Linked DNA regions of Mus musculus: all the other regions are linked to region 1. The links are chromatin contacts, found by Hi-C or POLR2A ChIA-PET in ENCODE. All regions are on one chromosome and are shown on one strand. Each heading gives the region's core, a stretch centred on a gene start or an enhancer-like site at or near the end of the contact. The rest is flanking DNA. Distances are from core to core; before and after follow the strand shown. Region 1 overlaps Dlgap1 (DLG associated protein 1). Region 2 has its middle 6.6 kb from the start of Gm41610. Region 3 overlaps Dlgap1 (DLG associated protein 1).

What was found. Hi-C counts contacts between places; a loop is a spot of excess contacts on that map. ChIA-PET counts read pairs that join two places held with the same protein, here RNA polymerase II (POLR2A).
Region 2: a loop to region 1 is called in a map of Patski, with 2.2 times the contacts of the local background. The contact joins two enhancer-like sites. A Hi-C loop is called at or near these places in 1 of 37 maps with a recorded cell type or tissue (Patski). POLR2A ChIA-PET finds 5 or more read pairs at or near these places in 4 of 5 experiments (Patski and embryonic stem cell).
Region 3: POLR2A ChIA-PET joins it to region 1 with 45 read pairs in Patski. The contact joins two enhancer-like sites. A Hi-C loop is called at or near these places in 2 of 37 maps with a recorded cell type or tissue (adrenal gland and heart). POLR2A ChIA-PET finds 5 or more read pairs at or near these places in 4 of 5 experiments (Patski and embryonic stem cell).

Annotation. Positions count from the first base shown.
Region 1 is chr17:70,792,469-70,796,479 of GRCm38, reverse strand. The region is part of intron 9 of Dlgap1 (DLG associated protein 1); the gene reads right to left. The region is part of intron 3 of Gm41609 (predicted gene, 41609); the gene reads left to right. Among named protein-coding and RNA genes, the nearest start is that of Gm41609, 12 kb to the left of the region's middle. Within about 2 kb of position 1,960, at least 1 of the 3 ENCODE cell types and tissues checked has a DNase peak (open chromatin) inside an H3K27ac peak, as active enhancers do.
Region 2 is chr17:70,832,717-70,836,727 of GRCm38, reverse strand. No RefSeq gene overlaps it. Among named protein-coding and RNA genes, the nearest start is that of Gm41610, 6.6 kb to the left of the region's middle. Within about 2 kb of position 2,052, at least 2 of the 3 ENCODE cell types and tissues checked have a DNase peak (open chromatin) inside an H3K27ac peak, as active enhancers do.
Region 3 is chr17:70,753,052-70,757,062 of GRCm38, reverse strand. The region is part of intron 6 of Dlgap1 (DLG associated protein 1); the gene reads right to left. Among named protein-coding and RNA genes, the nearest start is that of Gm36746, 37 kb to the right of the region's middle. Within about 2 kb of position 1,940, at least 2 of the 3 ENCODE cell types and tissues checked have a DNase peak (open chromatin) inside an H3K27ac peak, as active enhancers do.

The DNA.
Region 1 (4,011 bases), core at 711-3,210:
TGTGTGTGGAGTCCAGAGGTCACCCCCGTGTGTGTGGGGTCATCTTAGAAGAGCTATCCATCTTGTTTTCTGACTCAGGGTCTTCGTTGGTCAGAGCTGAGCCATTTAAGGCTAGATGGCTAGCCAGCAAGCTCGGCATTTCCACCCTACTAGCCCAAGGACTACAACGCACCATAATGCCTGACATTTTCCATGAGTTCTCAACTTTGAACTCTGGTTATTTTGCATGAGAGGCGAGAACTGGCTGACAGCCTCCTCCACAGGTTTTACTGGGCCGTCTCTAGTGCCCTTCGTATAATGAATTAGTAACTGTATCTCCCTGAGTCCTGTGAGTCCTTAAAGCACGTTAATTGAACCCGAAGAAGGGGTACAGGGGCTGTATGCTATATCTCTTTCCTTATAGTGTGCACTTATGTGTATGTATTTGTGTTTGTGCAGAGGTCTGTGTATACCTATGCAGGTCCCCTCAGAGGTCAGAGGTGTTTGATCCTGGGCGGAGAAGGTTGTGAGCTGTTTAAAATGGATGTTAGGAATTAAATTTTGGGTATGGTACAAGAGAGGTACTTATCTGCTGAGTCATCTCTCCAGACCCAGCCTAACTATTTTAAAAAATAATTAGGGTTATGAGATTGTCATCTATAGTGTGTATGCGTGTGTGTGTGTGTGTGTGTGTGTGTGTGTGTGTGCATTTGTGTGTGTGTGTTGGGGGGCAAAGAAGAGTGTTTGGGGGCAAAGATCTTGTGAACTGACCTTCATCCTAGAGAATTTGATGCTACCTCCAGATACTGTCAAAATTGAACTGAGTTAGAAGATGCTCAGCTAGCCAGGTATGGTGGCTAGTACCTTTAATCTCAGCACATGGCAGGCAGAAGCAGGTGGATCTCTGTGAGACAAGTCAGCCTTGTCTACAGAGGAGTTCCAGCTAGGGCTACATAGAGGATTTTTTGTTTCTTAGAATAGCTACATGATTTCCCTGGTATCATTGCACTTCTTTCTAATCAAAGTTCTTGTTTGAGAAAGTGGTAAGAGACCTTACTCTCTGAGCCTGTGTAGTGCGACTCCCTGTGACCCCTGGAACACTGCAGGCTCCCACTGGCTACTCGAGGATCTGTTTTCAGTCTGTCCTGTCTTGCCTTTATCATATCAGGCTCCACACAGGATATCACTAAAGGATGGTTTCTGGTCCTTTGCAGTACTGGTGCTGGGCAAAGCACAGCAAAGATAGCCGTTTCAAATGCTGAACATAAAGCGAATTACACACAATTTGCTCTCCATGACTGCTACATAGTGATCAGTAAGTAGTTTCAGGTTAGTCAGAAATTATGAAACAGACTATATGCTTTCTCTCTGTTTCTCTGTCTCTGTCCACCACTACTCTGTGTGTATGTGTGTTCACTCGAATTCACACCCTTAACCAGGATGCACCTGTAGCTCTCCATTTAGCCTTGCACTCAGGCCAATGAATGGCCAGGCTCACAGAGTGTAACTGTGGTAGAGACATCCCTGGACAAGAACCCCAGGGATGGTACCGATTGCTGGTCACAATAACAGCCACACACCGCTCCTGTAAGCAAACTTAAAAGCAGGCAAAGCTTACTTAGGGTTTCATCGCCTGCCTTGAGTTCCCTGTCCAAGCTCACAAGCCTCGTGTGGGGATGCTATCTGCTACCCTGGATACTCTTGCCAGGTGAAGTTAACGTGGAGTCAGCCAGCCTCCTGCACACACTGTTTATTTATCTCTTTCAGATAAAGCCTGAAAGTTCCACGTAGACGTTGTCCACAATTCGGGAGGCAAAAATAGATTACCAAGTACAACAAACCGGCACTTTATCCTCCAGCCAGAGAAACCCGAGCTTGCGTTTTCCCCCCACAGCCGGAGACTGCATTCCTAGTGAGAAGGGCTCAGTTCCATCTGGTTGGTTCTTTCCCTGTTAGATAATCCCAGACGTTTCCATGTAACATGCGAGCCACTGTCAAACAGCACTGAGCCATCTCCCTGGGACAGCTGTTTCACACAAGGGCCTCATTGTCTGAGGAGAGCTGGTATCACTTTCCTTCAAGTGCTGGGGAGACAAGCATTCTGTCAGCTGCCTTGGCTTGAAGGAAGCCTCGCCCACTGCAGACTTTCATTATTCTCTTATCTGGCCCCAAACCACTATGGACTGGGAGGGCTGAAGGCCTAAAGCAAGAACCAAGTCTTTGTCCTGCTTTGCTTTTACGGGGGTGGGGGATAATAGCTTCACATAGCCACAGAATTAATGGTTTTTCTCTTCCAGTGCTAGCTGGCTTGTTTTCTGTTTTCTTGGGGCTCCAGAACTCTGGAGTTGTCCAGTCTAGGAATGCTAAAACCTGTATCCCGGGGAGGCGCTGTCAAGAGTTCCGACTATTGATAAGTGAATACAATTTTAAAATGAGATGGGCCATTCCTTCTCTAAAATAGATGGCCCTAACAACCCCCGCCCCCAAATCTCAGCTTTGCTTCAAGCACTGACTGAGCAAATGGGTTTCTTATACGAGTACACTGTAGCTGTCTTCAGACATGCCAGAAGAGGGCATCAGATTCTATTACAGATGGTTGTGAGCCACCATGTGGTTGCTGGGAATTGAACTCAGGAAGGGCAGTCAGTCCTCTTAAACGCTGAGCCATCTCTCCAGCCCCACAAATGGGTTTCTAACCACAGCTCTCTTTCCCTCTCTCCCTTTCCTAACCCTCCTTTCTCCCTCTCCTTCTCTCTGTTTTGGACCCAGAAAGATATTCAATGAAATATCTTACATTCTTATGAACATGATGATCGCTTGAGGGCTACCGCCTTTCATGCAGGTGTGTGTGGTTAGGAATTGAATCTAAAGCCTTGTACATGCTACGCAACGCTGCCAGCCACTTACCTATACCCCAGAGAATACCTGTGGGGGTCAGAGGTCAACTAGTGGGAGTGGGTTCTCCCCCTTACCATGTGGTTTCTGGGACATGAACTTAGACTGTCAGGTTGCATGGCCAGCACCTTCAAGTGCTGAGCTATGCAGTGGATCTCACGGAGTCTCTGCTTCAAACATTTGAAATATTTAAAAACTGGGATAACTCTGAACCCAGTTCTTATCTCTCCCTCACTGTATTTTTTTTTAAGATTTATTTATTTATTATATGTAAGTACACTGTAGCTGTCTTCAGACACTCCAGAAGAGGGAGTCAGATCTTGTTACAGATGGTTGTGAGCCACCACGTGGTTGCTGGGATTTGAACTCTGGACCTTCGGAAGAACAGTCGGGTGCTCTTACCCACTGAGCCATCTCACCAGCCCTCCCCCTCACTGTATTTAAAAATCTAACCTAGAGGGTGGGTGGTGGTGTACGCCTTGAATCCCAGCACTCAGGAGGCAGAGGCTGGCAGATCTCTGAGTTCAAGGCCAGCCTGGTTTCCAGAGTGAGTTCCAGGACAGCCTGGGTGACGAAGAGACACTGTCACAAACAATCAGACCCCAGGTCATAACCTAAACCCTAATTCTAACCCTAACTGTAACTGCAATCACAAACCTCAACCTTAACACTATGACTAATCTTAGCTGTAACCCTAACTGCAACCTTAAACCTCACACTCTCACAACCCCAACTCTAGTGAATAAAACTTTTAAAAAGCAAAAAAAAAAAAAAAAGGTTGGGACTCCAAAGGGAAATTAAACAAGTATGTTCAGAATTTCCCTTTTCTTCACTATATACTTGTCCATGGACCTATGGATTTCAGGGCTCTTGAGAAATTTTCATTAAACAGCCATCATGTCCTCTTTTTGTTCAAATGTATAACTTAACTAAAGCATAGGGGTTTGGACTCCAAAAGATACCCTGACCCCTGAAGAGATAGGTGTTTCCCTTGCATAGGAGGCAAAGAACACTTCAGGTAATCTGGACAAGCTAGATGTGGCTGCTTGACTTGATTTTTTTTTTCCTTTTCTAGGGTATATGAATTAAAACAAACAAGAGTTGGTTACTTAAAACTTAGCTCGGGCTGGTGAGATG
Region 2 (4,011 bases), core at 803-3,302, 40 kb before region 1:
AGTTAGGACAAAGGGCAGAGCTGATGCATTCAAACTTTGGAAAAAGCAGATGTGATAAGATTGAGTGACCTCAGGCATCCAATCGGGTGTGGGGATCCACACATCAAGAGAGACCACTTTCAAGAAGGTTGCTGATGCAAGATGGCTCGTTTACTGCTTTTGACCCACCTATAAGCTGAGAGCATATATTCTATAAAATCATGTTCTGAGCCCGATGGTGTCCCAGGCTGGTGGTGATGCTGTCATGCTGGGCAGCCACGGTGAGCCCATAGCTCTGACTTAGTCGCAAGACCATGAAGGTAAACAAGGCGTACCCTGGCATCACGGTATAGAGTTGATATGGTTTTAGATACATTCAACCCACGATAGCAGAGGTAACGGCCCTGTCTCAAAAAAAAAAAAAAAAGAAAGAAAAAGAAAAACCAAAACAAGATCCCAGGAATCCAGGAATGTAGCTCAGTTGGAGGGGCAAGGCCTGGGCTTCCATCCCCACTAAACACAAAACACCACCAAAGAGCGGGAAAAAAAAGATAGACCAGACTAAACTAGACAGGTGTATTAAATTCCTTTGAATCCATAATAGGTATAATGGCAAGTCAGGGGGTGTTACACGTAGTTGACATTTTTCTCCAAAGTTACATGCATGACATATCCAGAACATCATTTATTTAAAATTTTCTAATTAAAAGCTTTAATACCTTAAGCTCAATCCAATCATTTCGCAATTTATAGTAGAGATCAAGATGCCACAAATATATACATCTTTCTTCACATTTTTGTAAAGGCTTTATAAATTTCAAAATAACATTGCTGCAGAGTTTTTCTAACATTTTCTGTAAATCCTGGATAGCAGTGAAATGTCAGAATAGGAGTTGGGTGTGGTTCAATGACTCCAAGCGTTCTTAAAGTCCAAGGTTCATTTCCAAATACTACATGTGTAAACATAGAAACACAAAGTCAGATTGACTTAAAAGTAATAGTCTATCTATTGCACACCTTATATTGCCACTTATCACATTATCTTATTTATTGGGCACCTTATGTACAGTCGTTTAGACTTCACAACCCTAGTGAGAGGTGTTGTTACTGCTGTACAGGGGGAGGAAGCTGGCTGGCTGGTGAGTTCAGCCTGTCTGAGGCTATGGGCTGTAATGCAGCCCTCAATCCCCAGCAGATTCTGCATGCTGTGCGAGCACTGCATTTGAAATCAAATGACTTGCAAAGAGATAACCCCAAAAAACAAATGAACAAAACCACCCTATACTCTAAAGGATTTTGGAGTTGCCTTGGCAAATGATCGTTTATAATTTTATTTTCTAAATACCTCTATCCTCTGTTGTCTACCAAGTTACCCCTTCTCCATTTTCCTTTTGACCACATCTGCTCCTTAGGAAGACTCGAGGCACTGCCGAGTCCTCGGGGATTTCCTAAGTCTCATTAACTACAAAGAGTCTGACACAATGAACTCCTGTGCGCTCTCCGCAGCTTCTCGGTGTATTAACACCCAACTATACATAACTTTTCACTTTCTTTTCTAGGCATCAGCTCTCTGAGCCCACGGGCTTTGTTTTCCAGTGTGTTTGTTTTTATTCTGACCCTTTAGGGCTACTCTTTAAAAAACAAAACAAAACAAAAAACCCTATCAATACTATGGCTTTTAATAGGGATGAAAGGGACAACGCTGCGTAAAGGGGCCGGCGCAATTTTATGATAAAACCATTCATTCCTCTCCCAATCTCAACTCATCCATCCATTTTTGAAAAGGGGTTGCTTGTGGATTAGAGCGGAGGGGGGAGGGCTCTAGTGGCGTAAAGATCAACGTTAAAAATAAATATCTCTACGCAAAGAAAACAGACCACGCCTTTCCCCTCCGACCCAGACAGAACCTAAGTACTTTGCCTGGGCAAGCTTTTTGAGAGGCTCACCTCCCGGCAAGATGAGCCGGTTTGCTGTGGCGCTGCTCTTCCCAGGCAGGTGCTGCGCGGGCTCGCCAGCTCCCTGTTAATTTGAGCCCGCAAAGGGACCTTTGATCAACGTGCTCACAGCCTGCAGGCTTCCCGAGCTGGCTCCCGGCGACTTCAAAAGAGCTGTAAAACCGACTGTAATCTCGGCCTTCCTGTTTCTGAGGCTCCCACCCCCACCCCGCCCCCTGGGTCCGCACACAAACGCCAAGCTTCGCACCGGACTATTGTCCTCGGTCCGCAAGGTGCAGCCACTGCCAGCCCCGTGTGCCATTTGCAGAGGGCTGGGCCAACTGCTAACTCAGATTTCTTCGTCCAGAGGAGGACCTGACTCGAGCTCCTTTGCGGAGAAGTGGAGATGGGCATATCATGTAATGCTTGCTGGCGGAAGGTGATGTGAAAAGCCCCAGTTTGAGGGAACTCTATACCAGGAAGGCAGTGGTTTGAAATTTTGATACAGAAACTACAAAACTAACCAACAGAGTCAACCAGTCTGTCTGACTATCTATCTATATCTATCTATCTATCTATCTATCTGGTTTGAGACTAAGTTTCTCTCCGTGTGTGTGTGTGTGTGTGTGTGTGTGTGTGTGTGTGTATGTATGTATGTATAAATGAATGTATGCATCTATCTTTTCTATTTATCTTATCTACCTACCTACTTATCTGTGTTTTGAGACAAGTTTCACTCCATGTATGTATGTATATATGTATGAATATATGCATCTATCCTATCTATCTATCTATCTATCTATCTATCTATCTATCTATCTATCTATCTATCTTATCTGTGTTTTGAGACAAAGTTTCACTTTACAGACCTAGCTGGCCTCAAGGTCCACATTCTCCCTGCTGTCTTCCGTCTCCACATCCCGCTAGTAGTCCTTTCTATTCTCAAATTTTAGTTCCTGCTTGCCTTTGGATTTTCTTGGTTCTGGGATCTTAATCCCATTTGGGATTCAAGAATGATTTTTAAAAACTTGACACGTATTTTGTGTGTGCTGAGGGTGCACATGTAGGCAAGTGTCTGGAGGAGTACACTGGGAACTGCCAGGTATCTCCTTCATCTTCTTTAGGAGGTTGAACTCAGGTCACTGGTTGGCACCTTCTGTCTCCCTGGCTCTGATTTACTGATGGCTTATGTTGTGATAGCGCGGGTGTGGAGGTAGGAGGAAGAACTATTTGTGTAGCAAGCTTTTTGTCCTTTTTATATGGTACTAGGGCTTGAACTCAGGACCTGGTCAGTTCGAGGCAAACCTTTTCCTTGGAGCTACGTAGAGCCTTCTAAGGAATATTATTCAGAATCTTTGAAAAGCTTAATTTCTTTATGTAAGATTTGGTATTTAAAACAATACCACTCTCCACCAATCTCCCCACCCCTCCCCAAAATCCCACGAACTTCAAAGTTGTTGAGAATCACAGAAGGTAAACTGAGCTCTCAGAGGGAGAAGACGGTGATAGCAGATTAGAGGCTCTGCCAAGGAGAAGCCCATCCCTGATCAATTAAGAACCAGGACTGGGGTCTGAAGAGGTGGCTCGGTGGTTAAAAGCGCTGGCTGCTCTTCAAGAGGACACTGATAACAGAACTCACTGGGCAACTTACAACCAACAGTAACTCCAGGTCCTGAGAATTCCACAGTTTTCTGGCCTGTGCAGGGCACTGGGTAGAACAGAGTAGACACACACACATTCAGACAAAACACTGGGACCTATAGAATAAGTTAATAAAAGAACTGGGGTTGATCTGGGGCAAACTCCGAGGTAAAGCCCTGGCCTGGCATGGGAAAGATTCCAGCACCCAAAGGGATAAAACACAGTAACCAACCCTCAGCCCGAGAGACCATGGTCACCCCGTTCTTAGCGAACTCGTCATCGCTCTCTTAATCTTGTGACCATCTTTGAAGCCCTCACTCACACTGCTTCCTCCTATGAGGTCCGGAGGAGAGGGAAGTAGGGATCGCTTTGCTGCTGTGTCATTAGAAGATGGAGAAGGGTGGGCTGAGGAACGGGCCAGTCAGGGCCAGAATGGAGCCAAAAGGCAGAAGTGAGG
Region 3 (4,011 bases), core at 691-3,190, 39 kb after region 1:
ACACACCAGCTGCCAAGCTTCACAGCCTGAGTCGATCCCCAGAGACCCACATGGCAGAAGGTGACAACCGACTCTCAAAAGTTGTCCTCTGGCTTCCACATGCACATCGTGGCATGCATATGCCCATACACATACAAAATAAATAGATGCAGTTTTAATTAACAACAGCAACAACAAAAACATCAGGCTTAGTGGTTAATCCTGACACTAGAGTGGCAGGCAGATTTCTGTGAGCTTGATGCCTACATGATGTGTATGTGTGTGTGTGTGTGTGTGTGTGTGTGTGTGTAATATTACAAATAAACAAACAAAACAAATCTGTAAGATGTGTAGTCACACATTGTTCATACACAGAACAGAAGGACATTATTCTGTAGTGACGACTCATTTCCTGGGAAGGCGCACAAGCACAGATCAGACAATTTTCTTTCTTTCTTTAAAAGATTTATTTAAATTTATGCATATGATTTTTACCTCCCCCCCCGCCCCCCCCCCTGTGTATTCTGTCCACCACATGCATACCTGCTGCCTGTGGACCGGATCCCGTGCAGCTGGTGTCGGGATGGTCAAAAGCCCTCACGTAAGTGCTGGGAATGGAACACAGGTCCTCTGCAAGTGCTCTGGACCTCTGAGCCATCTCTCCAGCTGGCGGATCCCTGTGAGTTTGAGGCCAGCCTGGTCTACATAGCAAGTTCCAGGACAGCCAGGGCTATGTAGAAATCTTGCTGCAGTCTCAAAAAGGTCTGCCTTTAATCCTCAGAACTACCAAACAAACAAACAATTTTAAAAAGAGAAAATACCTAAGTATATATAAGTTCTAAAAAATTAACAAAACCTTGCAAAATCTCTGCCCAACAGAGTCCACATGGAAAAATTACTGCCCTATTTCAAAAATATTTACAGCTTCCCCCTTTTCAGGCCACCCAGAGAGATCCTGGTGGTTGGTGAGGCGCACTCGCTTGCCAGCCCACCTCTGGGAGGTACAGTGCACCCCACAGTAGTTAGTATGCATTCTGGCTCCTGGGAGGTGCCTGTGTGAGAATGACTTCCACTCAAGGCATCCTCCACGGAAAACACTTTTCCCTGTCACTGAATGGGGGGGGGGGGGGAAGCGGCTCTGAGCGAGCCGAGGAGGGAGGGGCCGGCAATAACTCTTGCAGTCATCCACACCCTCGCCAGTTGGTGATTACCAGGATCCCAGACACTTCCTAATGCCAGACAAACGCCCCAAGCCTCGGCATGTCTGGCTTGAAGATCTATTCAACTGATAGCCCCCGCCTTTTCGAGGGAGAGCCCCATTGCCCGGGCTAATCAAACAAAACATTGTTCTCAGAGGCAGGAAGAAAGGAAAGGCTTGTCTCTTGGACGCAATGTTTGGGATTCATATCTATATATAAAAACATAATACATATATATTCCCAACTAAAAGGTTGCTACAAAACTTGGAATTCCGGAGGCGTGGCTGGTTTGCACAGAGCGTGCACTGTATAGAAATCCCGGGAGGGGAGGAATCTGAAAGCTAAGTGCCATTAAAAGAAGGGGGTGGGGTGGGGGGAAGCCCCAGGCACTTGATGCCTGTAAAGGATGTAAGTCACAGCCACTCTATTAGACCTGCAACCAAACTAGACTCAGATCCGTCGCAGCTGCCCTCCAAATGTCAGCGTCAGTGTTGGGCAAAGCTTGAAACCCCACCAGGCTTCAGGAGAGCCATTCTCACCCACATTTTCCCCCGAGCACTCTTAGGAACCTGGCAACAGGTAACGTGGCAACCTTTGACTTCTAAAAGGCGAGTGGGATAATTTCAGGGAACAAACGGATTGTTTTTGAGCCAGCTGCATCTCGCCTAACTGCCCCCGCACCCAACCTCCTCCCTCCCAAGACAAAGTCTGGGAAAACAAACTTAAGTGCTGCAGGCTGTCCTGCTCTCTCGCACGCCCTGGTGGCCAACATCGGAACAACATGCACGTGTTCGGAACTCCGCGGCAGTTCCCGCTGGTAAGTTTTGTGGAAGTGTGCCGACCTGTCTCTGGTGCAGAGATGGAATCCATTCAAAATGTCCCCATTTTTGTTGTTGTTTTCGAGATATGGTAGATATTTAGCCTTGGCTGTCCTGGAACTCACTATGTAGACTAGGCTGCTTCTGTCTCCTGAGTGCGGAAATTAAAGGTAAACGCTAGCAGATCTACCTGTAGAGAGTCTTCACTTTTATTTAAGCACATTGACAATTATCCACGGAATGAAACCTCTGGACTCAGACGCCCCCCTCCTCCCCAGAATCAGTGAGGGAGAATACTGGGAACAGGGTCTGGTAAACATTGCAGGAGGCTCGGGCCTGTGATTTCTTCCTTTTGAGGCCGATGTGGGAAGACCAGGGTTCAAGACCAGCCTGGACTCCTTACTCAGGCTTTGTCTTGAAAAAGCATCAACAAAACGTGATTCCTGCTGTAATTACTCCCATTTTCCCTGTTTGTCTCGTATATTCCACATACAGACACCTTTTGGGTTTTGAAGCTTTCCCAGTCAGCCCTGCTGGGTTCCTGTGTTATAAGGATTACTGAAGATTTCCACACTGCCAGATCAGCTTCCCAGACTGCAGCTACACCCAGTAAAATGCCAGCGGCTGTGTTTTTAGGCTGTCTGATCCTCTTAGACACTGCCCTACCCCCTTTCCAATGTTGGGCAGAAATGGAGGCCCAGTCCCGAGTCGCTGTTAGCCCACAGGACCCAGCGCTTCCTGGCTCTGCATCTGGAAACGGTACACGGAAGCTTGAGAGGTTCAGATCAAAGTACCTGGTCCTCTCAGAAACTTTCATTAATTAACTAAATTAGAGGACACTGAAGAATGCTGGAGGTGTCTCTTCAGAAGGCGCGGGGTCCAGGGGTTAAGGTCTGAGCCCTGTAGTATAGACCTCCACGAAGCTTGACAATCAAATAATACTATAAGCCAAAACCAGCCCATGCCTGAAACCATGAGATGTTAGAGTTGTTTTTGCCCACATCGTGTAAGGGCAAAGGTTAAGGCCGGGGGGTCTGAGTAAGCTTGGTAGGGCCGCTGGCCTGTGTGAACCACACAGCCTTTCTAGAGCCAGGGAACCGTGTGTTGAAATCGGGAGGGACATTTCGGTCTTCAGGGTTACTAATTTCCCAGGCAGCGGGTGTTGTTCCCAGATGGGAATACGATCTCTTTAGCACTTCATCTCCCGGCTTTGCCAACAGGTGCTATTGAGTCAACTGTGCACACAGACGGCCGTCCTGGCACATTCATCACCAGGAAGATGTCATTGCCATTTGTTCCATGACTTTCTGGATTTTTTTCTACCCCTGACTCAGACACAGTCACTTCCTCTTACGCTTAGGGAATTGTTTTGTTTTTTTCTTTTTTCTTTTTTTCTTTTTCAGCATTTGTAATTGTGTGTTTTTCAAAATATGTCCCCGTCTGGCCTACAGGCCTTCCTGAGTTGAATGGACTGTTTACAGAAGAGAGAGATTCAGGGCCCAAGGTCAGGGTTACAGAATTATATAAGGCTTCCTGTTTGGGCAGCTGGTCTACCAAGCCCTCAGGGCAGACTGAGTTTTGACAAAAGCCGGCTGCCCGTTGGGTGTGGTGGCACATACCTGTAGCTCAGGAATATCAGAAGTTCAAGTGTTTGGTTTTGAACCCCTGGACAAGCAACTGAGGTGTATATATATCAAAGCAGACCTGGCCTCCAGGTTCTCCCAGCATCCCTCACTCCCTACCTGGCATACCCTGCTCCCATCATTGAATTTTCCAGTCCAGGGCTGGGCTGCCATTCCCTTAGTGGCTCCTTCCTATCTAATCCTGACGTTTGGGTCTCTCTCTTTCCTCTCCTTTTCCCTCTTTGTATGAGGACTCTTTCTCCCCTCCCCGTCTCCCCCCACCTCCAGAGCAGCTTCCCAAGAAACCGGCCTTTAATCTAATCTGATCTGTCTTGAATTGACTCATTTTTGAACACGCACAGACTTTTCTTTGCTATTCTCTATATACAGACA